Linked DNA regions of Homo sapiens: all the other regions are linked to region 1. The links are chromatin loops, found by intact Hi-C in ENCODE. Cell type or tissue: endothelial cell of umbilical vein. All regions are shown on one strand. Region 1 overlaps LOC124902370 (a long non-coding RNA gene). Region 2 holds the start of MIR3155A (microRNA 3155a). Region 3 overlaps RBM17 (RNA binding motif protein 17). Region 4 has its middle 51 kb from the start of LINC02649. Region 5 has its middle 36 kb from the start of PFKFB3. Region 6 holds the start of LOC124902368 (a long non-coding RNA gene).

Region 1 (4,000 bases):
CCCTAATGTCTTATCTGTCACCATAGAGATTGTAAAATCATGAAGACCTGTTGGCCTAGCATCTGTTCTTAGGAGGAAATAAATGAGTGTGTGTGTGACTTTGGGAACAAAGTATTGCTGAGGCTAATGATTACTCATTCATTTTTTTTTTCATTCATTTATCCCTGAAACAAACAATTATCGAGCACCAACTATGTCTTAGGCACTGGGAATACAAAATTCAGTTAGCATCATGCAGACCCTTTAGCTGTCTCCATTTCAATAGGAGAGATAAACACTGGATTGCAATACATTGTGCTCAGACACAATAATAAGAGGTGCGTAGATTAAAATGGTCTGACACAGCATTTGAAACATCCATATAACACCTTTCCAAAGCTTCCTCAGGCCATGAGCATGGGGAGAAGCTTTGTTTCTGTGGTTACCAAAGGTCTCATCTTAGACCCACCAAAGTCGGCAGAAACCTGAGAGTGAGCCGGGAACTCACGGTTCAGGGACACTGGATATGCCCCAGAGATAGCAGAGGGGAATGAAGACATGAATGCTGAGCTGGGCTCTGCAGGTGTTGGATGGTCAAACCAAGCTGCCTGGATCATTATATAAAAATAACATCAGAAGCACTTTTCTCTTTTCCAAATAGAAGGGACCCTACTCCATAGCCTTGCCCTACTCCGACTAAGACACTGGCAGCGAACTCCTTAGTGTTTGCCACACTATGGTGTCCTTGAGAAGTCTGAATCCTGCCGCACCCCACCTCTGAGTGTCCACCGTCTGCACATTGCCGGAAACTAGGTGTTTTAGCACAGAGCTTCAGGCATGAGAGCGACCAGCAGGGCCGGCCAGTGCCCGGTGCTATGCCTGGCTTCCTTGCCCTGCATGTTGATTGGCAGAGGAGATAAAACACAAAAGGAGCACCAGTGAAGGGATAGGAGAGTAGAGCAAGGTAGAGAGGAAGGGAGGACAGGAAGCAGGGAGGAAAAGCAGCAGCCAGGTGGTCAGGAGATAGTGTGCAGACACTGAATTAAAAAGTGGTCCTAATTCCCTTCATGGAATTCTTTTTGTTTCTATTTGGTTTTGAGACAGAGTCTCATTCTGTTGCCCAGGCTAGAGTGCAGTGACACAATCTCAGCTCACTGCAACCTCCACCTCCTGGATTCAAGTGATTCTCCTGTCTCAGCCTCCAAAGTAGCTGGGACTACAGGTGCCCACGACCACACTTGGCTAATTTTTGTACTTTTAGTAGAAACGGGGTTTTGCCATGTTAGCCAGGCTGGTCTCGAACTCTTGACCTCAAGTGCTGGGATTTACGGGCATGAGCCACCCTGCCCGGCCCTTAATAGAACTCTTAAAGGCCACACAGTGCTTCACTTTATACAAGAAAGCTCGGAACAGAAAAAGTAGTTACTGCCACTCTTCTTTGAAATTGTTAAGTCCCCTTTGCTTCTTTGGGTACACGGAGAAGTTGCCAAGGCAACCCGAGCAGGGAGATGCGGAGTCAGGCTTTTCTGTCTGTGTCCTTCATGTTGGGTACAGTGCTTCACACATGGTAGGCGTGAGGGAGGAAAGAGCGGAAGGAATAGATGAAGCTCAGCTTTTTTTTTTTTTTTTTTTTTTGGCATTGAAATTGCACTCTTTTGGGGTTTTTTAAAATTATAGTTTAAGTTCTGGGGTAGATGTGCAGAACACGCAGTTTTGTTACATAGGTATGCACGTGCCATGGTGGTCTCCTGCACCCATCAACATTAGGTATTTCTCCTAATGCTATCCCTCCCCTAGTCCCCAATCCCCCAACAGGCCCCGGTGTGTGATGTTCCCCTCCCTGCGTCCATGCGTTCTCATTGTTCAACTCCCACTTATGAGTGAGAACATGCGGTGTTTGGTTTTCTGTTCTTGTGTTAGTTTGCCGAGAATGATGGTTTCCAGCTTCTTTGCAGCGTCTGTGTTCTTCCAATAGTTCCCAGCCGCACTATTTTGGACTTGAGTCACTAGAGGGAGGCAGAGGAACATGAAAAAGCTGCAGTTTCCGTCCCTGCTGGGCAGGGCTGCCTCAGACCTGAGCTGAGGACTCAGGAACTTCAGTGACCAGGCAGGATTAGAGATGGGAAGAATTCCAGGCTTCAGCCTTCCCCTTAATTCAAGATGTGTATTCTGCCTTTAATCAGAGTGTAACCTATGTATTTGTAGGAAATAATAAGAAAAAAGCTGCTTATTGCAGAGCCATGTAGAATTATCGGGTGGAAGTCAGAGAAAGAGACGGCGGGTCAACAGCTCCCAGCAGACAGCGTGACTCAGCAGGAAAGCCCGTGGGAATCAGAGCTTTGGGACCAGAGTGCCCTGGCCCCGCAATCCTCACCAAGTGGCTGGCGCTCAGAACCCCAGGTGTTGTAATCAGTAAAAGGGTGGCGGTAATCACTTCTACCTCATTGGGTTACTATACAAAGCACGAAAATGGATCAATATTTAAAAAAAAAAAACCAGCCCTCTCCTAAAACAGAGGAGAACTATATGGATGTCAATCCAATTATTACTATTAACCATGTGTTCAAGTCATGAGGTTGTCTACTTAATTATGTCCTTAAAGTTTGTTGACCTTAAATAAGGTGATACAGAAAATATGATGAAGTATGGGGTTTATTTGAGTACAGAGCTTGAGAACGGTCACCCGGAAAACACAGACCCCAAAGGGACATGCTCTAAAGTGGGGAAGCTAAGGCTGTGCTTACATAGGTAGAGATGGTTTCGGCAGGTTGCAATGTTTTCCGTGCAAGGCTAGATACATGTCATAGCGATTTGATTAGGGTGGCTTGCTCCATTCCATGGAAGATGGCTGTAATGTTCTGTGAGGACAAGAGTAATGTTCTGAGGGGTCACCACTCAGAGGGTCTTATTTCTGGTGCTACTCGGTCATTCCTAATCGTTTACGGGAAAAAGCAGAAGTTGCAACGGCATGCTATGTGACTCAGTCCATTTCTCTCAAGGCTCAGAATAAAGTTCCAACAGTTTTAAATTTGAATTATTTAATTTTGCAAGTTCTCCAGAAGACAGTAAGCTCTAAAAGGGAACGAACTATGGTCGTTGTTCTTAGCATCTAACATGGTACCCATTCAATATTTTTTCTTTCTTTCTTCTGCTTTTTGTAGAAGTGGGGTCTTTCTATGTCGCCCAGGCTAGATTTGAACCCCTGGGCTCAAGCATCGTCCCACCTCAGCCTGCCGAGCACCCAGGACTGTAGGTGCATGCCAGCTGGCAGATTTTTTTTTTTTTTTTCAGTTTCTTAAATGAATGAGTAAAAACACTTACATGTAGCCAAACCATATAATTTACTAGCTAAAATGAGCCTTTTTTTTTTTTTTTCTGAAAGGAAGCACTGTTAGCAATTACTCCAGGAAACAGGTTAAAAGCAGAACTGTCCTGGGCCTGCCGAGACACGGGACGTGGGATTGCTCGAGAGATCCAGCTCTCGCTGTGTGTTGAAATATAGTTCAGGGCACACTGCTCAGGGCTGGGACTGCCCTGCGTATATGACAGTATTAAGTCATCTCACCTGCATAACAACACAGCGAGGTTGGTACTGTGACTACTCACATTCAACAAATGTGTATGGACCACCTGCTGTCTTCCAAGTCTTCCAGAATCTTGGAATGCATCAAAACACAACAAGCAAGATGTCTGTCCTTTCAGAGCAGGAGATGAGGAAGACAGACAGTAAATCACAAACATAGCAAACAAGTAAATTACATAGTTTGCTAAAAGGTACTGGGGCTACAGATGAAAGAAGGGCAGAGCCGGGGGATTCAGTGTTGAATGAGGAAACTCAGGTAGAGAACACCAAGTCAGCAGCCGACATCTCCAGCTGGCTAGTAACAGAGCCCCATTCTAACTTGGGCAATCTGGCCACGTTCCTGCTCTTCACCTGGACTCTGCCTTCTCTTTCAGTTCTGACGTGCGTCAAACCGTGCAGCATGTTCAAATTCATTCAAATCCATCAGTGGCACAGAAG
Region 2 (4,000 bases), 250 kb after region 1:
CGTTCACCTGCTCACCAACCCAGGGAGGTCACCATGACCTCCTACCAGCCACTCAAAGCATCTACCAAGGACCAAGCCACACAGGCTTACCCCATTCACATGTAAGCTCCATGGCCGAGGTTTGTCTGTTTTGTTCACTGCCGCAGCCTCTGCACTTACATCCGCCCCTGGCCTACTGGGCACTGCTGAAAGGACCGAAGAGCTTATGGAAGTGACTTCAGTTGCATCATAAATGAGGGTAGGCACCCGCAGGACAGGGCAGCCCATCGGCCTTTCAATTACATTTCTTGCTTTTCTCTGTTCTTATTTCTTTCTTTCTTTCTTTCTTTCTTTTTTCTGAGACAGAGTCTCGCTGTGTCTCCCAGGCTGGAGTGCAGTGGCATGATCTTGGCTCAATGCCTTCCAGTTCAAGCAATTCTCCTGCCTTAGCCTCCCGAGTAGCTGGGATTACAGACACCCACCACCATGCACAGCTAATTTTTTTGTATTTTTAGTAGAGATGGGGTTTCACCATGTTGATCAAGCTGGTCTCGAACTTCTGAGCTCAGGTGATCTGCCCACCTCAGCCTCCCAAAGTGCTGGGATTACAGGCGTGAGCCACCGTGCCCAGCCTCTTCTTCCTTTTTTTAAAGACAAGGTCTCTTTCTGTTGCCCGGGCTGGAGTGCAGCGGTACGATCAAGGCTCACTGCAGCCTCAACTTCCCAGGCTCAGGCAATCCTCCCACCTCAGCCTCCCAAGTAGCTGGCACTACAGGCACATGCCTCCACACCTAGCTAATTTTTTAATTTTTTATTTGTAGGGACAGGATCTCACTATGTTGCCCAGGCTGGTCTCACTCTCCTGGGCTCAAGCAATCCTCCCACCTCAGCCTCCCAAGTAGCTGGGGCTGCAGGTGTGTGCCACTGCACCTGGCATACATTTCTCGCTTTTCTACTGAATTTCCTCAGCTACCAGATCCGCAGCCCTCCTCTATTCATGGGTTCGGAATGTTCCTCGTGCAAACGTCCCAGAGAGATTTAGCCCTTGCAGGTGGCTAGTTATCGTGATGCCTTCCACCCTCCTACCAGACGCTTCCTCCCCTGCTGCCTGGCTTGGGGAGCCTCCATGGAGGCTCAGAGGCTCCACAGCAGTGTGGACGGGTAAAGCCTCCAGCAAGGCTTCTGCCTCACTTGGACCACCTAGAACTTGCCGCAGGACCTGAATCACACTGGAGACCGGCTGCAGGAACTGTTCCAGGCATCAGTTCCCACTGCAGAGCCTGGGAAGGGAGCTGTCCGGCTCCCCAGGCTCTGCAGTGGGAGGTGATGCCCGGAACAGGCATCTCAAAAGTGTGGGTCACCACCCATTAGTGGCCTTGAAATCAATTTACTGGAATAAGACCAGAATCTTTCTTAATGAAATGGAACAGACTAGAAAACATCAGCATGTACAGTATTGTCTGAGGTGAAGTATTGTTTCAGGACATTTTTTGTCTAGGCATCAAGGCAGAAACTATCAAATCAGAATTTCTGGGGCATCAGGTTTTTTTTTTTTTTAGCTCCCCAGTTAATTCTAATGTGAAGCCAGGAACAGGAGCTGCAGGAGGGCGGTTCTGTCCTTCCGAGAAACAAGGCGTCCCCACCACGGCTGTGAGCCAGTGCCTGCCGCCCGACAGCCACAGCACTGTGGCACTGAGGACCAGCTTTCCCTGAAGTCCGCCTGCATCAAACAGGTCTACCCCATGCCTAGGCAAGACCTTCCTCTTTCTCACTTCCTTTTGAAAGTCCACACTTCTCAGGGAGCGGGGAGGGTACCCTCCCGACTTCCCGTTTGCCCCTGCCTGCCTGATTGGATCTTTCTCCACTGCTGTGGCTGGACAAGCCTCTGGGACGACTTCAGCAGCCTCAGGAGAGGACTTCCAGAATCTGATCGCCAGGGGTCAGTATCTCAAGCAGACAGTCACGACAGCAGACCAACTCCACCCTAAGAAAGCACAGTTGTCAGTCACCCCTCAAACAGAGGTAGCACCCCAGTGTCCTCACCAATGCAAGGGGCCACAGCCTCTGGGAAATCTGCTTCTTGCTTCTCTGGCCGAGGACTGGGGCATACAGGACCTCACTTTCTGACAAGTGAGTGTTGAAGCCCAGGCCAGGGGGAAGTGTGTTTTTGAACTGTCATGTCAGAGCACCTTCCGGAGCTACAGCTGGAAAGGCTGCTTGCGGAAGTGCCAGGACGACCAAACCCCGCTGCTCTTCAGACACCTTGTGGCTGCCCCAACCAGAACCTTGGATGCTCCTGGGGCCACGCCCCCTAGCTCAGACCCGCACACAAGATACCACCAAGACTCATACACACTGCCAGTGGGGAGCTACGGTAAGTGGGATGGTGTTCCACAGACTGGGGCTCCCTCCCTGTGTCCGTCTCCCTGCTGTCCTGGTCCACCGTCTCAACCGCCCAGCTGGAAATCTTGGAACTCTTCCCCTGCCGTCATGAATGATAGGCAATTTTTGCTTTTTGTTGTTGTTGTTCTGAGACTGAGTTTGGCTCTGTCGCCCAGGCCAGGGTGCAGTGGCAGGATCTTGGCTCACTGCAATCTCCGCCCCCCCAGGTTCAAGCGGTTCTCCTGCCTCAGCCTCCGGAATAGCTGAAATTACAGGTGCCCGCCACCATACCTGGCTAATTGTTCATACTTTTAGTAGAGACGGGGTTTCACCATGTTGGTCAGGCTGGTCTCAAACTCCTGACGTCAAGTGATCCACTCGCCTCGGCCTCCCGAAGAGCTGGGATTACAGGCGTGAGCCACCACGCACAGCCTGGGTATTGTCTTTATTTTAAATTACGCATGGGGAAATGCCATCATCTTTCAGCATTTAGGGTTTATAAGGATTTATTATTATTGTTATTTTTGAGACAGTCTCGCTCTGTCGCCCCGGCTGGAGTGCAGTGGCCACGATTTCAGCTCACCACAACCTCCGCCTCCTAGGTTCAAGTGATTCTCGTGCCTCAGTCTCCTGAGTAGCTGGGATTACAGGCGCCCACCACCACGCCCAGTTAATTTTTGTATTTTTAGTAGAGACAGGGTTTCACCATGTTGGTCAGGCTGGTCTCGAACGCCTGGTCTGAAGTAATCCTCTGACCTTACTCAGCCGTCCAACGTGCTGGGTTACAGGCATGAGCCACCGTGCCTGGCCTATAAGGATCTTAATGTGGCTCTGCAACTACTCATTCCAAAAGAAAATGACAGATTAACCAAGTAGAAGAATTTATGAAACACTTGCTACCACCAGGTCCAATATAAGCATGAGGTATAGACCGTAACTCAAATAGCTCTCCAAGTTACCATGCAGAAAGCATTCTGAGAACAAATGAGTGTTCCGGTCTGGTTATGGGACAAGATATGCCTGCAAGAGGTGCTATGTGCATAGAATCAATGGAAAAGGTGACAGAAAAGGCATGAACTTAAAAGGCGTGAAGAGACATCCAAACCCCAAGTTTATTGCAGCGCTATTCACAACGGCCAAGACATGGAATCAACCTAGGTGTCCAACAACAGATGAATGGATACAGAAAATGTACATATACAACATGGAATACTACTCAGCCATAAAAAAGAGTGAAATCCTTGGGATGGAACTGGAGGATATTATAGTAAGGTCACACAGTGCATTTTGAGAGCTTGTTTGGAGGTTCTAGCAGGGGAGTGCAGCTACTCGTGTACCCTTGACTGAAGATGAGTCCTCCTCTATTGGGGATGGTCATCCTCTTGGACCGAGCACACAGCTTTGGGAGGGACGCACATGGAGTGGTGAGGGAGGAAGGGGACACCCACCTAGCCAGCCAGATCAGCCAAATCAACCCTGACGATTACTGGGGTGACAGATGTCACAGCCAGATTGCCCTCACATCCCACACAGTGCATTTTGTATCTTTTTTTTTTTTTTTTGAGAGGGAGTCTCACTCTGTCGCCCAGGCTGGAGTGCAGTGGCACGATCTCGGCTCACTGCAACCTCTGCCTCCTGG
Region 3 (4,000 bases), 290 kb after region 1:
ATTATTTGTACAGCTGTTAATGGTAGAGCTGAAACTGGACCCCACAACTCTCAGTCACTGCTTTCTGTAACAACCAAATGGCTCTCACACTGCGCTCTGAGGCGCAGCATGGGTCTGAAGGGCACCCCAACCCCATGACCACTGCTGCTTAGGGCTTAAGCCACAAAATCCCGCTTCAACTGGAACTGCACCTACATTACTTCTTGTATTTAATTCCCTTAACATTTTCATTTGAACAAGCTATTCTAGGGCTAAAAAGACCAGAAACTGCTGAATGGTACCATCTTGCATCTTTCCTAAGCACAAGTTAAAGATGTAATTCCTGGTTAAAAGCAAATTCGCTAAAAAGTCAGTTTTTATCATAAACAGGGAAAACAAAACAAAACAAAACAAAACCAGCTTCATGTCTGTCCAACCCTCCAGTACACAAAGCTTCCTGCAGCCACGGCCATGTCCTATGTCTGCACCATCCAACATCGTCACCACTTGCATGTGGTCACTGAGCACTTGAAAGGAGACTAGTGAGTTTCAACCCCACTCACTGTCTCACCGGCTGCATTTCTGCTACAGGCAGCAGCCAGCAGATGCAACACAGCACAGAACAAAGCCTTCATGTGATACTGCTTCATGGGACAGCCGTCTCACAGGATCAAAGTCAACAACACAGAATATCCTCTTAACCAAAATGTTTGCCAAGCCCAGCACAGTTTAAAAAAATCCCCAAGCCCCACCTGAGCGTCAGCCTTACAGTCAAATTTTATATGCTGGCAAACATGTCAACTTGTAGTTAGAATGACCCCGAGTTTTTTAGACCAAAGGTTTAGAACCATGACCTGAAAGCAAATGGCCCACTTTATCAGGAAAAAAAAGGTATCACCTGCCCTTTGGAGACAGTAAGTCAGCTCTGATTCATATGAGCTATTTTATTTGCAAACGTTATGAAGGCAAATGTAAACATTAATCAGGTTCTGTGCCTGTCTAGGAAAATAATGTTCAACATCAAAATGAGTCAAAACTTCTACTGGGAGGTTGCTGTTTTGAACAAGCCCCATCATTACACTGGAACACGCTCCACACGATTGAGGCAGGTACCGTGTGACCTGCACACACCAAGGGTCCTGAATGTCCTCAGTTTCAAACAAGCTGCATCTATTGAAAGGGCTATCAACGCTTCACACTGTCTCTCAAGTCCTTAGATAAGAACATTAAATCATTACCCCATGTTAGCGAGGAAGGAGTTGCTAGGTCCGGTTGGAGATCTCGGTCTGTCTTGTTCCTCGTACACTGGGGGAGGAATGGCTGCTTTGGAAGACTGTGATCGAGGTCTTGAGTCCTCTTCATAAGGAAAATCTCGGGGTACTATTGGAGAAAAATAAAGTAGGCTCACCAAAATACTATAGAAAACACTCTGAAACCTCACTTGTATCAATTATTTATCTTGAACAAATTTAACCTACTTTTTGGTTTACCACAAGGAGAGAAAAACACCAAATCAATTTTACAGCCTTTATACGACTTTTTTTAAAACCACAGAGGGAGGACGCTACTTTCCTGATTCTAACTTTCCTTTTGCTATTTCTATCTCCTCAAACGTCTTTTTTATATCTTACTGAAATGTTATTCACCCTTTAAAATCTTCTTGAATGAATATTCTTGCCGGAAAGATGTTCTGTATGTTCTAAGGAGATACAATCTGGCCATCTTTTGACTCCTGCAGTAACTTGGGTGCACCTGTCTAGACCCCGACCTCACTATCTCATCAGCTCATGGCCCACAAAGGTGTCCGAGGTTAGGGGCTACGCACTGGAGCGGTGGCTTCAACCCTAGTTAGATGAAAGTCAGTAGGACGCTTTAAGACCATCCAGATGCCTGAGCCCCACTCCCAGAGACTAGTTTCAATTGGGGTTTATTGTTTGTCTGTTGTTTTCACATAATAGGTATTTCATAATATCTTAGAAATTATCTTCTTTAAAAGATAAAGAATTCAACAAGTTTTAAAAAGTACTATAAATGAGAATATCTGCTTGGGATAGTTTAAGTATGGTCCAATCCAGAGAATGGGAAAATGACCTAGATGATATTCAGAAGTCCAGTCCCAACCCCCAAATTCTAGAGCAGATCACTGCGAGAAGGAACAGTGGGTGAGGGTGTTTTGGCAACGCAATGACACGCAAACCCACCTGCAGTGAAATGGAACGGGAAGAAAAAATCTAATCAAGGAAGGCATTGCCACCTTGTGGAGGATCATGAATATAACAGCCTCTAAACCTCTGAGTTAAAAAACTGTAACGATCTGCTGTTTTAACTCCAAATGAATCTAACAACAAATAAGAAATGTTAATGAAATCAAAGTGAATTGCATAAAAAAGAGATGGATCCCACTGCATGAAATCCAAGCCTCAGAGCCTGGCGTAGAAAGGTCTCTCTCTGCAGGAGGGCGCTGCATTCTGAGATCCAGGTGCGGCCTCAGGTGACAGAGCCAGGCAGGCTTGCAGGCCGTTTCCCTCTACGCTCAGGAAACCTGGGGGCCCAAGCTGAGATCCCCCATGGTTGGGTTAAAGACCTGTATCAGAATAAAAGAGGAAGAAACAGATCTACTTACACTCTTTGTCTTTCTCTACCAGAGAAGTGGGTGGGGCAATGGCAGCTCCGCCCATACCTGCAAAACCACAAATCCAAGCATTAAAGGAGGTTTCCGATGCCAGACTCCCAAACGACTATGACACACCATATATCTATCACCCACCCCCCTAAGAAAAAACTAAAAAAGGAGGACCTGCTACTTCAGATGACCTCCTGCTACATATGAACAAACCTCTGATGCTAGGATTTAAAATGTAGAAAAGTGGCAACACTCCCTCAGATATGCAAAATTGTTCCTTCATAAAAGGAACTCAAGAGCCCCACAATGTAGTCTGCAAATGAATTTTAAGGCAAAACAATACAACCAAGAGAACCAGCAGTTACTTAAAAAGAGAGTAATGTAACTATTTACCGAGAGCAATACCCATTAGGCCCTTTATACACATGGCCTCGTTCAGGCTTCACAGACCTCTGAAGTAGATATTACTGCATCCAGTTTACAAATAAGAGAATGATCAGAGGGGAGTGAATCAACAGAAAGGGAGTAAACCCAGCTCCCTGCGTTGCCATATCTCCCCCACCACACAGCACGCTCCTTTTCCAGTGTGCAAACCACTGGAACTAAACACATATTTGAAAGCGTGGGTCCTTCTGGCTCCTGAAGAAACTGCTGCGTGTTGTCACTATTCCTGGTGTATTTCCTGGACAACGAATGGTGAACACAAACAAACCAAAAGAGATAAGACAGATCTTTTTATCTGGTATCCGACAACTGGAAGGAGAACATCAGTGGAGACCACAAGGAATTTTGCATTAGGCATAAGTCCTAACATATATGGATTACGTATACATAATATTACATAATACATATGTATTATGGCTTAATCAACAATGAAATAAAAACAAAATGTAAAACTTTAAAAATTGATTACAAAGTCATGCTGCATCAGCACAAAATGTTTGACAAAAGAAATTATTCTGGCTGGACGCAGTGGTTCACTCCTGTAATCCCAGCACTTTGAGAGGCTGAGGCAGGCAAATCACTTGAGGCTAGGAGTTTGAGACCAGCCTGATCAACATGGTGAAACCCCATCTCTACTAAAAATGCAAAAATCAGCTGGGCATGGTGGCACACACCTGTAATCCCAGCTACTTGGGAGGCTGAGGCAGAAGAATCATTTGAAACTAGGAGATGGAGGTTGCAGTGAGCCGAGATGGCGCCACTGCACTCCAGCCTGGGCAACAGAGCAAGAGTGTCTCCAAAAAAAAAAAAAAAAAAAAAGAGGCCGGGTGCAGTGGCTCATACCTGTAATCCCAGGACTTTGGGAGGCTGAGGTGGGTGGATCACTTGACGTCAGGAGTTTGAGACCAGCCTGGCAAACATGGTGAAACCCTGTCTCTACTAAAAATGTAAAAA
Region 4 (4,000 bases), 130 kb after region 1:
ACAATCATGGCAGAAGGCAAAGGGGAAGCAGGCACATCTTACATGGCCAGAGCAGGAGGGAGGTGCGGGGGCAGGGATATGCCACACACTTTTAAACAGACAGATCTTGCAAGAACTCTGTTGTGAGCACAGCACAAGGGAAATGATGTAAACCATTAGAAACCACCCCCACGGCCGGGTGTGGTGGCTCACACCTGTAATCCCAGCACTTCGGGAGGCCAAGGCAGGTGGATCACTTGAGGACAGGAGTTCAAGACCAGCCTGGCCAACATGGTGAAACCCTGTCTCTACTAAAAATACAAAAATTAGCTGGGCGTGTTGGTGTGCACCTGTAATCCCAGCTACTCAGGAGAATCGCTGGAACCCAGGAGGCGGAGGTTGCAGTGAGTCCAGATCGCGCCACTGCACTCCAGCCTGGGTGAAAGAGCGATACTCTGTCTCAAAAAAAAAGAAAAGAAAAGAAAAAGAAAAAAGAAAGAAAGAAAGAAAAAGAAACCATCCCCATGATCCAATCACCTTCTACCAGGCCCCACCTGCAGCACTGGGGATTACATTTCAACATGAGATCTGGGCGGGGACACAGATCCAAACTGTATCACATACAATATGATTCCATTTATGCAACATTCTGAAATGACAAAATTACAGCAATGGGGAACAGGTTAGTGGTTGCCAGCAGGTGGGGAGGAGAAAGGAGGGAAGGTGACTTGAGGCTCTAGAGGGGTAGCATGAGGGAGCCTCCTGGTGATGGAGCAAAATCAAGATATATCTTGATTTGGGTGATGGTTATAAGAATCCACACATGTGATAAACCTGCCTACAACTACACACACACACACACACACACACACACAAATACATATAAAATGGGAAATCTAGGTAGGTTCTGTGACCCAATCTCAATATCATGGTTGTGATATTGTACTGTAGCTATGTAAGATGTCACATTGGGAGAAACTGAGGGAAGGGGACAAGGACCTTCCTGCACACTTTTTGTTTGCATCATCCTTGAATCTATAATTATGTCAATTTTTTTTTAATTGAATTACTCCTCAAGTTTTTTCCTTTATTGGAGGCTATTTAACCCCACTTGCAGCTGCAACATCTCAGCTGTTGCCCAGAGAAAGCGAAGTTCATTGGTACTTGGCCGACCCCAAATTGGAGTTATTGTAGCTAGTAGTTAGATAAGGCCAGCAATTAATCTGTAACTATCCTGTCTGCAGCTAAATGATAGTCTCCCATACAGAGATTTCTCTTTTTGGCATTTTTTGGTTTGTTTCTTGGGATTTTTTTTTTTTCTGAAGCATGGCCCTTTTATGAAATAGATCCATAAACACATTTTCCACTTTCATACATTTGCTAAGTTATGATCTAAAATATTTTTATGACACATACATATAAATAAACAACAACCCCTCCCATTCTAGGCCATGTTTCTGTTTGAAGAATTATCCCATTTGTTATCCTATTTCTATAGCATGCCACCCATGAACCTGATTCAAAGGCCAAAATCCCACAAAATAAAGATAGCATTTGGCTGATAATCCACTCCAAGCAAACAAAGCCTTCTCTTGGGTCAGTAGAAGTTTTGGTTCTGTTTTTACCAAAAATCCTCTCATTCCCTAAAGACAGACTCTGTCTTTACGCAGTCTATTTGTCAAATACAAGGTGCCATGAATTGGGAGACATCTTGATTTCAAGCATGAAATAGCAAGCATATTTCGAGGAATGAGATACTCCAGCATGAAGAAAGCCTGTCTCCGAATGGGTGGGCTGCAGAGGGAGCACCACCCTCCACATGGAGAAAGCATAACCCCTGCGTGTATTTGAAGAGCCATATACCCCTTAAGCCATTAAAAAAAAAATGTTTCATTCTTGATGATGTAATCCTCTCTATGAAAAATACAAAAATTAGCCGGGCGTGGTGGCCCATGCCTGTAATCCCAGCTACTCAGGAGGCTGAGGCAGGAGAATCCCGGGAAGCGGAGGTTGCAGTGAGCCAAGATCGCACCACTACACTCCAGCCTGGGTGACAGAACGTGACTCCATCTCAAAAAAAGAAAAAAACCCACAAGATCCAAACCAAGGTTTCCCTTTTGCACAATAAGAACGCGTGTGGGGAACAATTGTGTGGTTCTTTGCACTGCCCAGATGAGCTCATGAGAAAATTCCCAGCAAGAGCAGCGCCTGGGTGATGGCGGTGAGTCACCGGCAGAGGCCTGACTCCATCACAAGGCTGGGGACAGCGTTCCCGGCATGCAGTGTCAGCTACTTCCTGGCATGGAGTGTCAGCTACTTCCTGTCTGAGTCAGGCGCAGGCCCCGAGGGTGGCTCCGCTGAGGGAACTGGCACCTTCTCCACACACCTCCTTCGCCGAGTCACAGACAAGCTATGCAGAGAAATCTACCGGAGCCACGGCAAGGCTCTGGAAGAGGACAGAGAAGGGAGCAGCTTCCAGAGGCCACATCGGTTTGTCGCCATGACAACAGAGGGGCGGGGCCGTGACCACCTGCCCCTGGCACAAGGCCCCCAAGTGCCGAAGGGTCACTGAGTCTTAAGCAAAGAGCAAGAGGCATCAGCCTCATGGGACAATCCACCCAGAGTCGCCTAACCACAGACCCCAAAAGTCCCCTAGTGGACACCACCCAGTCCAGGAACAGATCAAATTCAAGAATATGTAAACTTGGGTGGGAAAAAAAATCTTTTCCTCCACTAGCCAGGAACTAATATTTAGCATTTTCATTATGAAGATAGGCAGCATACCACATGAGCAGCCTCTGTGTCGGTCACCAGTAAAAATCATAATATGTTCATGGCACATGATGGTTATTGCAGTTTTGTTTTTTGTTTTTTTTTTGAGACAGAGTCTGGCTCTGTCACCCAACCTGGAGTGCAGTGGTACCATCACAGCTCACTGCAACCTCGACCACCCGGGCTCGAGGGATCCTCCCACCTCAGCCTCCAAGTTGCTCGGACTATAGGCGTGTGCCACCACACCCAGCTAATTCTTTTTAGATGGGGTCTCACTATGTTGCCCTGGCTAGTCTCAAACTTCCGGGCTTAAGCAATTCTCCTACATCAGCCTCCCAAAGTGCTGGGGTTACAGGCATGAGCCACCACACCCAGCCTGTTGCAGATGTCTTGAAAGAGTATTTACCCTTCATCTCTACTGTGAAATTACGGTTGTTTTCAGACTTGCCACTATTGAATGCATTATTAAAGTGGTACATATATTTCTACATCGTAAATGTTTATATTTGGCATTTTGATATCAGTATTTCAAGAGTTCTCTCCTTCGTAATCCAAAGTGTGTTATTTTTTAAATGTAAACATTATTCTAAGAAGGGGCTCAGGATCAACCCTGGAGGACCAGAGGGGCTACAGCACACACAAAAAAGCTTCAGTACACTGTATTAGTGTGCTGAGGATGTCGCAACAAAGTACTTCAGATGGAGGGACTTACACAACAGTTTTTTAATTTTTTTTTTTTTTAGAGATAGGATCTCGCTCTGTCACCTAGGCTGGAGTACAGTGCTGCAATCATAGCCCACTGCAGCCTTGACCTCCTGGGCTCAAGCGGTCTTCCCCTTCAGCCTTCCAACTAACTGGGACCACAGGTAAGTGCCACCAGGCTCAGCTATTTTATTTTTTGTAGAGACAGGTCTCCCCATGCTGCCCAGGCTGGTCTCAGTCTCCTGGGCTCAAGTGATCCTCCTGCCTCAGCTTCCCAAAGTGCTGAGATTATGGGAATGAGCTGTCGCACCGGCCCACAACAAAAATTTATTTTCTCCTGATTCTGGAAGGTGGGAGTCCAAGATCAAGGTGTCGGCAGGACTGGGTCCTTTGAGGCTGCGGGAAGGAGCTATCCAGGTGTCTGTCCTTGACCTGTAGTCAGCTGTCTTCACTCCCTCTTCTCATCACCTTCTCTCTGCATGTGCCTGTCTCCAAATTTCCCTTTTTTATAAGGACATCAGCCATACTGGATTAAGGCCCATCCTAA
Region 5 (4,000 bases), 160 kb after region 1:
AATCACTTGAACCTGGGAGATGGAGGTTGCAGTGAGCTGAGATCATGCCATTGCACTCCAGCATGGGCAACAGAGTGAGAATCTGTCTCAAAAAAAAAAAAGAACATTCTACAACATACCTGACTAGTACTCTGCAAAAGCATCAAGGTAATAAAAATAAAAAGGAAAGAGTGAGAAATTGTCACAGATTGAAGGAGTCTAAGGAGATAAGGTGACACCCTGGACTCTGGATGCTGAAACAGAAAAACGGCATTAGTGGAAAAACTGGTGAGACCTGAATGAAGTCTGTAGTTTTGTTACTAGTACTGTACTAATCATGTTAACTCATAGTTTTGACAAGGGTACCATGTTGTTGTAAGATGTTTATATTACGGGCAGCTGGGTGAAACATAGACAGGAACTCTCTGTACTGTCTTTGCAACTCTTCTGTAAATCTAAAATTATTTCAGGCCAGGCGCGGCGGCTCACGTCTGTAATCCCAGCACATTGTGAGGCTGAGGCGGGCGGATCACCTGAGGTTGGAGTTCGAGATCAGCCTGGCCAACACAGTGAAACCCCATCTCTACTAAAAATGCGAAAATTATCTGGGCGTGGAGGCGGGCACCTGTAATCCCACCTACTAGGGAGGCTGAGACACAAGAATCGCTTGAACCCAGGAGGCGGAGTTTCCAGTGAGCCGAGATAGTGCCACCGCAGTCCAGCCTGGGGGACAAAGCGAGACTCCATCTCAAAAATACATACCTACTTACATAAAATAAATTATTTCAAAATAAAAAGTTTTCCAAAAACCATCTAGTCTAAGCCCTTTCTTGTACATGTAAGAAATCTAGGAATGCTAACTTGCAAACGTCCTGCATCCTAGCACTGAGCATGAGATAAATAGGAGCTTGGCCTATTGTTTGCAAAGCAGTAAAAGACTATTGTGAATGTAAGCAAACTTCTCAGTCTGTTTTAGAAAAGGGTGAATGTGGAAGTTGGGGATCCGAAAACATTCCCTTAAAATTATCTATGCAAATGTACCCCTCAGAAATTCTTCATTGTCAGGCACGGTGGCTCATGCCTATAATCCCACCACTTTGGGAGGCCCAGTGGGGCAGATCGCTTGAGTCCAGGAGTTCGAGATCAGCCTGGCCAACATGGTGAAACCCCATCTCTACTAAAAATACAAACATTAGCCAGGCGTGGTGGCGCACACCTGAAGTCTCAGCTACTCGGGAGGCTGAGGTGGGAGAATGGCTTGAGCCCGGGAGTTCAAGGCTGCAGTGAATCGACATCATGCCACTGCACTCCAGCCTGGGCAACAGAGCAAGACCCTCTCTCAAAAAAAAATATTAGAAAGTCTTCATGTTCTCCAGGAATAGGAAATCCCCAAAGATGCTGTCTGGAAGAGGTAGGGAGGGAAAAACACATAGCCTTACAGAATGGACATCTGGTCCCCAACGTTATGTGAGCATCTTGAGTTATGACCCACTCCAGAAAATCTGTTGTTCGTCTGGACACTGACAAACCTCTCCACAGCCCCAGGGACAGGAAACCCTGCTTGCTAATTAATATGCGACTCAACTCCCTTTCCTGTGATCTGCTGACTCATGCAGGAGCATCCTGGCAGTCTGTGGAGCCCTTAGGCTGTGATGTGACTCATCTGCGAGTCTAACAGACCTGGTTTATCTCAGTTATGGCTGAGCAAAATCAAGCAGCGTCCTTAAGCTCTCCTGACTACAGTTCCATATCTGAAAGGTGGGGATAATAGCATCTACCTTGCATTTGAAACGCCGGGCATGCATGCTCAGATGAATAACTACCACAGCGGTGCTCTCTCTGTGCCAGGAACTGTCAGGCGTGTTTCATTCATATTTCATCTTCCCCAGTGGGGCAATTCTCAACCCCTAAAGTCAGAAATACCATCCGACCCAGCAATCCCATTACTGGCTATATACCCAAAGGAATACAAGTTGTTCCGCCATGAAGACACATGCACGCGTATGTTCATTGCAGCACTACTCACAATAGCAAAGACATGGAATCAACCCAAATGCCCATCAATGATAGACTGGATAAAGAAAATGTGGTACATACACACCATGGAATACTATACAGCCATGAAAAGGAATGAGATCCTATCCTTTGCAGGGACATAGAAGGAGCTGGAGGCCATTATCCTCAGCAAACTAATGCAGGAACAGAAAACCAGATACCACATGTTCTTACATTTAAGTGGGAGCTAAATAATGAGAACACATGGACACATAGAGGGGAACACCACACACTGGGGCCTATCAGAGGGTGGTGGGTGGGAGGAGGGAGAGGATCAGGAAAAATAACTAATGGGTACTAGCTTACTGCCTGGGTGATGAGATAATCTGTACAACCAACCCCCATGACACAAGTTTACCTATTTAACAAGTCTATACATCCTGCACATGTACCTCTGAACTTAAAATAAAAGTTAAAAAAAAAAAAAGATTTAGTTCTCCCAATAAGTCTGAGAACTATGGCATTCCTTCACATCTTTTTTTTTTTTTTTTTTTTTTTTTGAGATGGCACCTCAGCCAGGCTCAGTGGCTCACACCTGTAATCCCGGCACTTTGGGAGGCCAAGGCAGGTAGATCACCCGAGTTCAGGAGTTCAAGACCAGCCTGACAAACATGGCAAAATGCTGTCTCTACTAAAAATATAAAACTTAGCCGGGCTTAGTGGCATGCACCTGTAATCCCAGCTACTCAGGAGGCTGAGGCAGGAGGATCACTTGAACCTGGGAGGTGGAGGTTGCAGCGAGCTGAGATTGTACCACTGCACTCCAGCCTGGGCAACAGAGCCAAACTCTGTCTCAAAAAAATAATAAATAAATAAATAAAAATTTCTCCAAAGACATTTCTCAGGGACTGCGCCAGGGGTCCTCTTTAGTCCCAAGGGCTGAAGTGTCATATTTTGAGGCGATTCGGGTGTCTTTATGGGGGTTTTCTTTTCACCTGGTCTTAGGAGTATGTCAGAAACTGTAGGTTGAAACCAGCGCCTTCACAAATTGTCTAGACCATCAATGAATTGACTGGAAAGACCGGCTCACACACCGAGAACAACTGAATCCAAACCCACTTATGTTGTCTTGCAAAATATGAGCTTAAAATGAAGTTTATAAAACAGTCTTTAGCTGGGCGTGGTGGCACACGTCTGTAATCCCAGCACTTTGGGAGGTTAAGGCAGGCAGTTCACTTGAGCTCAGGAGTTCAAGACCAGCCTGGGCAACATGGCGAAACCTCATCTCGACAAAAAATACAAAAATTAGTTGGGCGTGGTGGCACATGCCTGTAGTCCCAGCTACTCGGGAGGCAGAGGTGGGAGGATGACTTGAGCCCTGGAGACGGAGGTTGCAGTGAGCTGTCACACCTCTGCACTCCAGCCTGGGAGACAGAGCAAAACCCTGTCTCAAAAAACAAACTTTAGAACTCACAAGTATTGTGAAATTCAGATTTTGAAAACTCACAGAAGGCTTTGAATTTTTGTTAATACAATATTTTTAATTCAAAAAAAGTTACTTTCAACGACATCTTTGCTCACATTTCCTTTCTTCTATAAAGCCTTCCTAAGCCTCCTTCTGCAAGCTGAATGAACGCCTCACTCTTCACCAGCACATCATCTGGGTCTTCTCCCCAGCACTGGTTATCCATTTAGTGACAGAGCCCACTGCGGGCCAGGTCCGTATGGACGATGACGGGGCACAGGGAGCTGCCCTGCTCTCCGGGATCTTAGGCCCAGGTTCAGGAGACAGAGGGCAAGGCATTCAACACACACTGCGAAAGGTGTGCAGGGACTCGGGAGACGGGAGGCCTTTTTGGCATAGGCTTTGATAACTGAATGGGGATGGGGAGGAAGTGTCGGGGAGAACCCCGGATAGCTGGGGAGACCTCCCAGGGGAGGGAGCGGCACTCTCGAAGGCCCTGCGGTGGGTGCACGTTGGCAAGTTCGAAGACCTGCAGGAGGCCAGTGTGGCCGGAGCTAAGGG
Region 6 (4,000 bases), 390 kb after region 1:
ATTTTGTGCTACTGTAACAGAATGCCTGAGACTGGGTAACTTATAAAGAACAGAGATTTATAAAGAACAGAGATTTATAACTTATAAAGAACAGAGATTTCTTACCATTCTGGAGGCTGGGAAGTCTGAGGTCGAGGGGCCCCCATGTATCAAGGGCGTTTGTGCTACGTCATCCTGTGGCAGAAGGCAGAAGGGCAAGAGAGTGAGAGACAGCAGGAGGGGCTGAACTCAGCTTTTATCACAAACCCACTCCTGCAATAACAACATTAATCCATTCATGAGGCAGAGCCCTCGCGACCTGATCACCTCTTCAAGATCTCACCTGTCAACATTGCTGGATTAGGGATTAAGTTTCCAACACCTGAGCTCTGGGGGATGTATTCAAACCACAGTAAGTGGTATTTAGTATGTTTGCAATGTTGTACAGCCATCCCCACTGATTCCAGAATACTTCCATCATTCCCAAGAGAAGCCCCACACTGCCAAGTTCCCCATTCTCCCCAGCCCCGGGAAACCACCACTCTATGTTCCGTCTCTATGGATTTGCCTATTCTGGACATTTCGTGTAAATGGAATCACGTGGCCTTTTATGTCTGGGATAGTCGTACGTTTTAAAGCCCCTCAGATGTATCTAATACATATGCATCCAGGTTTGACAACCCTACACCCGGCCATTGGTTTTCAAACTTGAACTAGCACCAGAATCATCTGTAGGAACATAAAGAAACGATAAATGTTTGAGATGATGGATATGCTAAATACCATGATCTGATCACTGTACCTTGTAGGTATCAAAGCATCCCTACATACCTCATAAATATATATAACTATTATGTGTCAACTTAAAAACATTTGTTGAAAGAATCATCTGGAGGCCTTGTTAAAGCACAGATTGCTGGGTCCCACCTGTGGAGTTTCTGACGCAGTCGTCTTGCTTAGGTCCAGGAATCTGTATTTCTATCAGGTTCCCAGGTGATACTGACGCTGCCGTTCCAGGGAGCAGACTCTGAGGATCACCGCACTAGGCTAACAGCATTAAGAATCAGGGAAGCTGGCCAGACTCACGCTTGTAATCCCAGCACTTTGGGAGGCCGAGGCAGGCGGATTACTTGAGGTCAGGAGTTTGAGACCAGCCTGGCCAACATGGAGAAACCCTGTCTCTTCTAAAAATACAAAAATTAGCTGGCTGTCATGGTGCGCACCTATAATCTTAGCTACTCGGGAGGCTGATGCAGGAGAATCGCTTGAACCCAGGAGGCAGAGGCTGCAGTGAGCTGAGATCGTACCACTGCACTCCACCCTGGGTGACACAGCAAGACTCTGTTTAAAAAAAAAAAGAAAGAAAGAAAAAAGAAAAGAAAGAAAAAGAAAAAGTAAACTCTAGAAACTCCCTCTGTCTCTCTCTTGATTATCCAGGGCCTCCCTGACCCCTGCCAGCATCCACTCTGGCCAACCCTGATACAAACTCCACAGTAAGACCCTGAGAAAATACAGATCCACTCCCCCAAAACCAAAGCCCTTAGCCCAGCCAGAGAGAAAAATAAAATATCTCTTCCCTTCTTATATGGGTCATCAGGTCCATAACATACTCCTAATTTTCCTCATGGGAATTAAAAAGTATAAATTACTGCAGTGCAAATGATAAGCCCCCTAGGGTTATTGTAGCAGGAATGATTCATATACCCGGCAGTCTACCAGTTTCTCTAAGGGGTTAGCTGACTCCTAAGGTGTCATTTTAGGCTTCCAGGAGGGGAAGGATGTGACGTGGCTGACATGTTGTACGTGTACTCAGTACTTGCATCCTCTCCTTCCTCAGGCTGAACACCTGACAAGCCTTAACACCTTGCAAGGATTTTTTTCATTTGTTAGTTTGAAGATCAAAAGCCTTCGGGCCCAGAGGACAAAGCTATTTGGAAGTAGGAATGGTTCAGTGTTTATGTTGTGAAACAAATAACTGTGTGAACCTATGTGAGTTCCCACAAGGTCTCCCAGAACTACAATCTTTGGGGAGACTCAAACATACATCTAGAAATGACCCCTCTAGTCAGTTTGTCCAAAAGCCTTCCTAGAATCTGATATCAACCCATGGTGCCCTCTTGTGGCAACAGAAATGCTGCATTTGAATTACCGAAAGATCACTGTAGCCCAGCCAGAGAGTTTTGGTTGGGGAAATATTTTTTGTTTGTTTCGGGCAATGACCAGGAGCCCGTGATGTGCTACAGAAGGCTCACAGTGGCTTGTGAGAGCCAGCGGTTAAATTTTCGGGACTTCTGCAAACTGGTTTTTAAGCATAGCCATTATGGAAAATTAAAGTATTTAGGCTGGGAGCAGTAGCTCCTGCCTGTAATTCCTGCACTTCGGGAGACTAAGGTGAGAGGCTCGCTTGAGACCAGCCTGGGCAACAAAGTGAGACCTTGTCTCTACAAAAACATTTTAAACTTAGCTAGGCGAGGTGGCACATACCTGTAGTCCCAGCTACTGGTAAGGGCGAGGTGGGAGAATCCCTTGAGTCCAGCAGTTCAAGATTGCAGTGAGCTGTGACCATGCCACTGCACTGCAGCCTGGGTGACAGATTGAGACGCTGTCTCAAAAAAAAAAAAAAAAATTAAAATATTTAAATTTACAATTTAATAAATTATATTAAAAACAAAGGCAAGAATTACTTACAACTGATCACTTCCTAATTATTTGCTACCTTTTACTGTTATCTTTGTTCGCTGGGTGGTTTACATCTATTGTGTCCGCATGGTGGAAATACCGTTTGACGGTGGCTACCGCGCATCTCTTCCCAACCGCGTGATCAGTGATGTCACATTGCCAGCTGGAAGCTGTGTGTGGAGGGAGGATTGACACCAGGGAAGACAGGCAACCGTCATCAGAGAGCTGCTTGTTAAACATCACCAGCACACCTCTGCTTGGAGTCTTGTGCTATGGGAACTCTGTGCAAAGTAGGGAGTAATTAGAAATTCCCATGAGCCAAATAAGAACTGGGAAAAGGCTAAGACCGTATTGTCCAATACAGTAGCCACTAGCCACCTGTGGATACTTAAGTGTATTTAAACTCAAATAAATTAAATACAATTAAAAATTCAGTTCCTCGGTTGCACTAGCCACATTTCAAGCGTTCCCTAGCCACAGGTGTCTGTGTTATCGGACAGCACAACTGCAAAAGATTTCCATCATCTCAGAAAGTTCTATAGCACAGTGCTGGCTAGAAACCAAGTGCTTTACTGCATGCACATCATTTAGCACAGTTAGTTGCTGTTTATTATTCCTGTTCCACAGCTATTGTCTGCCATATAAAAACTTAGGCCAGGCACAGTGGCTCACACCTGTAATCCCAGCACTTTGGAAGGCCGAGGCAGGCAGATCACAAGGTCAGGAGTTCGAGACCAGCCTGGCCAACATAGCAAAACCCCATCTCTACTAAAAATACAAAAATTAGCCAGGCATGGTGGCGTGTGCACTGGTTTAGAGTGAGGACCACATTTTTTTGGTGCCGTGTTACACATATGACCGTGACTTTGTTACACCACTACAGGAGGAAGAGTAGAAGAACAATCTAGAAAACCAAAAGAACAAGAATTTCTTGGTAAGAAGCCGGGAACAGACAACAGAAGTCATGAAGCCCAAGTGAAATCAAAGGTGCTAAATGGTCGCCCAGGAGACATCCGTTGTGCTTGCCTGCGTTTTGGAAGCTCTGAAGTCACATCACAGGACACGGGGCAGTGGCAACCTTGTCTCTATGCCAGCTCAGTCCCATCAGAGAGCGAGCGCTACCCACTTCTAAATAGCAATTTCGCCGTTGAAGAGGAAGGGCAAAACCACTAGAACTCTCCATCTTATTTTCATGTATATGTGTTCATTAAAGCATGAATGGTATGGAACTCTCTCCACCCTATATGTAGTATAAAGAAAAGTAGGTTTACATTCATCTCATTCCAACTTCCCAGTTCAGGAGTCCCAAGGAAAGCCCCAGCACTAACGTAAATACACAACA

The links. Peaks named below come from ENCODE experiments on the same cell type or tissue, not always from the same donor. Only the 100,000 strongest peaks of a DNase experiment are listed, where the experiment ranks them.
Region 2: a loop joins it to region 1, with 9 times the contacts of the local background. A loop is called at or near these places in 11 of 110 quality-filtered maps.
Region 3: a loop joins it to region 1, with 19 times the contacts of the local background. A loop is called at or near these places in 107 of 110 quality-filtered maps.
Region 4: it touches region 1 in a loop (5-fold over the local background); 13 of 110 quality-filtered maps call a loop at or near these places.
Region 5: it touches region 1 in a loop (10-fold over the local background); 8 of 110 quality-filtered maps call a loop at or near these places.
Region 6: it touches region 1 in a loop (9-fold over the local background); 58 of 110 quality-filtered maps call a loop at or near these places.

What each region holds. Positions count from the first base shown.
Region 1 is chr10:6,399,986-6,403,985 of GRCh38, reverse strand. LOC124902370 (a long non-coding RNA gene) reads left to right here. Exons shown (of 2, transcript XR_007062044.1): 2 at 2,185-4,000. It also overlaps a transcript of PRKCQ not described here. Among named protein-coding and RNA genes, the nearest start is that of LINC02656, 52 kb to the right of the region's middle. In endothelial cell of umbilical vein, a CTCF peak has its summit at 1,995 (motif pointing right); a DNase peak (open chromatin) is centred at 2,185; H3K4me3 peaks cover 344 bases; H3K27ac peaks cover 538 bases; H3K27me3 peaks cover 196 bases.
Region 2 is chr10:6,149,510-6,153,509 of GRCh38, reverse strand. It overlaps MIR3155A (microRNA 3155a), which reads right to left and starts at 1,314; the gene lies at 1,233-1,314. MIR3155B (microRNA 3155b) reads left to right here and starts at 1,248; the gene lies at 1,248-1,303. It also overlaps a transcript of PFKFB3 not described here and the pseudogene RN7SKP78. RefSeq lists an enhancer at 1,895-1,944. In endothelial cell of umbilical vein, a CTCF peak has its summit at 1,899 (motif pointing right); a DNase peak (open chromatin) is centred at 1,879; H3K4me3 peaks cover 220 bases; H3K27ac peaks cover 519 bases.
Region 3 is chr10:6,107,345-6,111,344 of GRCh38, reverse strand. It overlaps RBM17 (RNA binding motif protein 17), which reads right to left. Exons shown (of 12, transcript NM_032905.5): 6 at 2,603-2,659; 7 at 1,218-1,359. Among named protein-coding and RNA genes, the nearest start is that of RBM17, 20 kb to the right of the region's middle. RefSeq lists an enhancer at 2,840-3,535. In endothelial cell of umbilical vein, a CTCF peak has its summit at 2,235 (motif pointing left); a DNase peak (open chromatin) is centred at 2,204.
Region 4 is chr10:6,273,693-6,277,692 of GRCh38, reverse strand. It overlaps a transcript of PFKFB3 not described here. Among named protein-coding and RNA genes, the nearest start is that of LINC02649, 51 kb to the left of the region's middle. RefSeq lists enhancers at 1,999-2,438, 2,589-2,698. In endothelial cell of umbilical vein, no CTCF peak of the experiment used is centred here; a DNase peak (open chromatin) is centred at 2,232; H3K4me3 peaks cover 325 bases; H3K27ac peaks cover 1,672 bases.
Region 5 is chr10:6,237,012-6,241,011 of GRCh38, reverse strand. It overlaps a transcript of PFKFB3 not described here. Among named protein-coding and RNA genes, the nearest start is that of PFKFB3, 36 kb to the right of the region's middle. In endothelial cell of umbilical vein, no CTCF peak of the experiment used is centred here; a DNase peak (open chromatin) is centred at 1,581; H3K27ac peaks cover 1,609 bases.
Region 6 is chr10:6,012,438-6,016,437 of GRCh38, reverse strand. It overlaps IL2RA (interleukin 2 receptor subunit alpha), which reads left to right. Exons shown (of 8, transcript NM_000417.3): 8 at 3,542-4,000. The coding sequence ends at 3,566. It overlaps LOC124902368 (a long non-coding RNA gene), which reads right to left and starts at 980. Exons shown (of 3, transcript XR_007062042.1): 1 at 907-980; 2 at 106-174. In endothelial cell of umbilical vein, a CTCF peak has its summit at 2,106 (motif pointing left); a DNase peak (open chromatin) is centred at 2,087; H3K27me3 peaks cover 36 bases.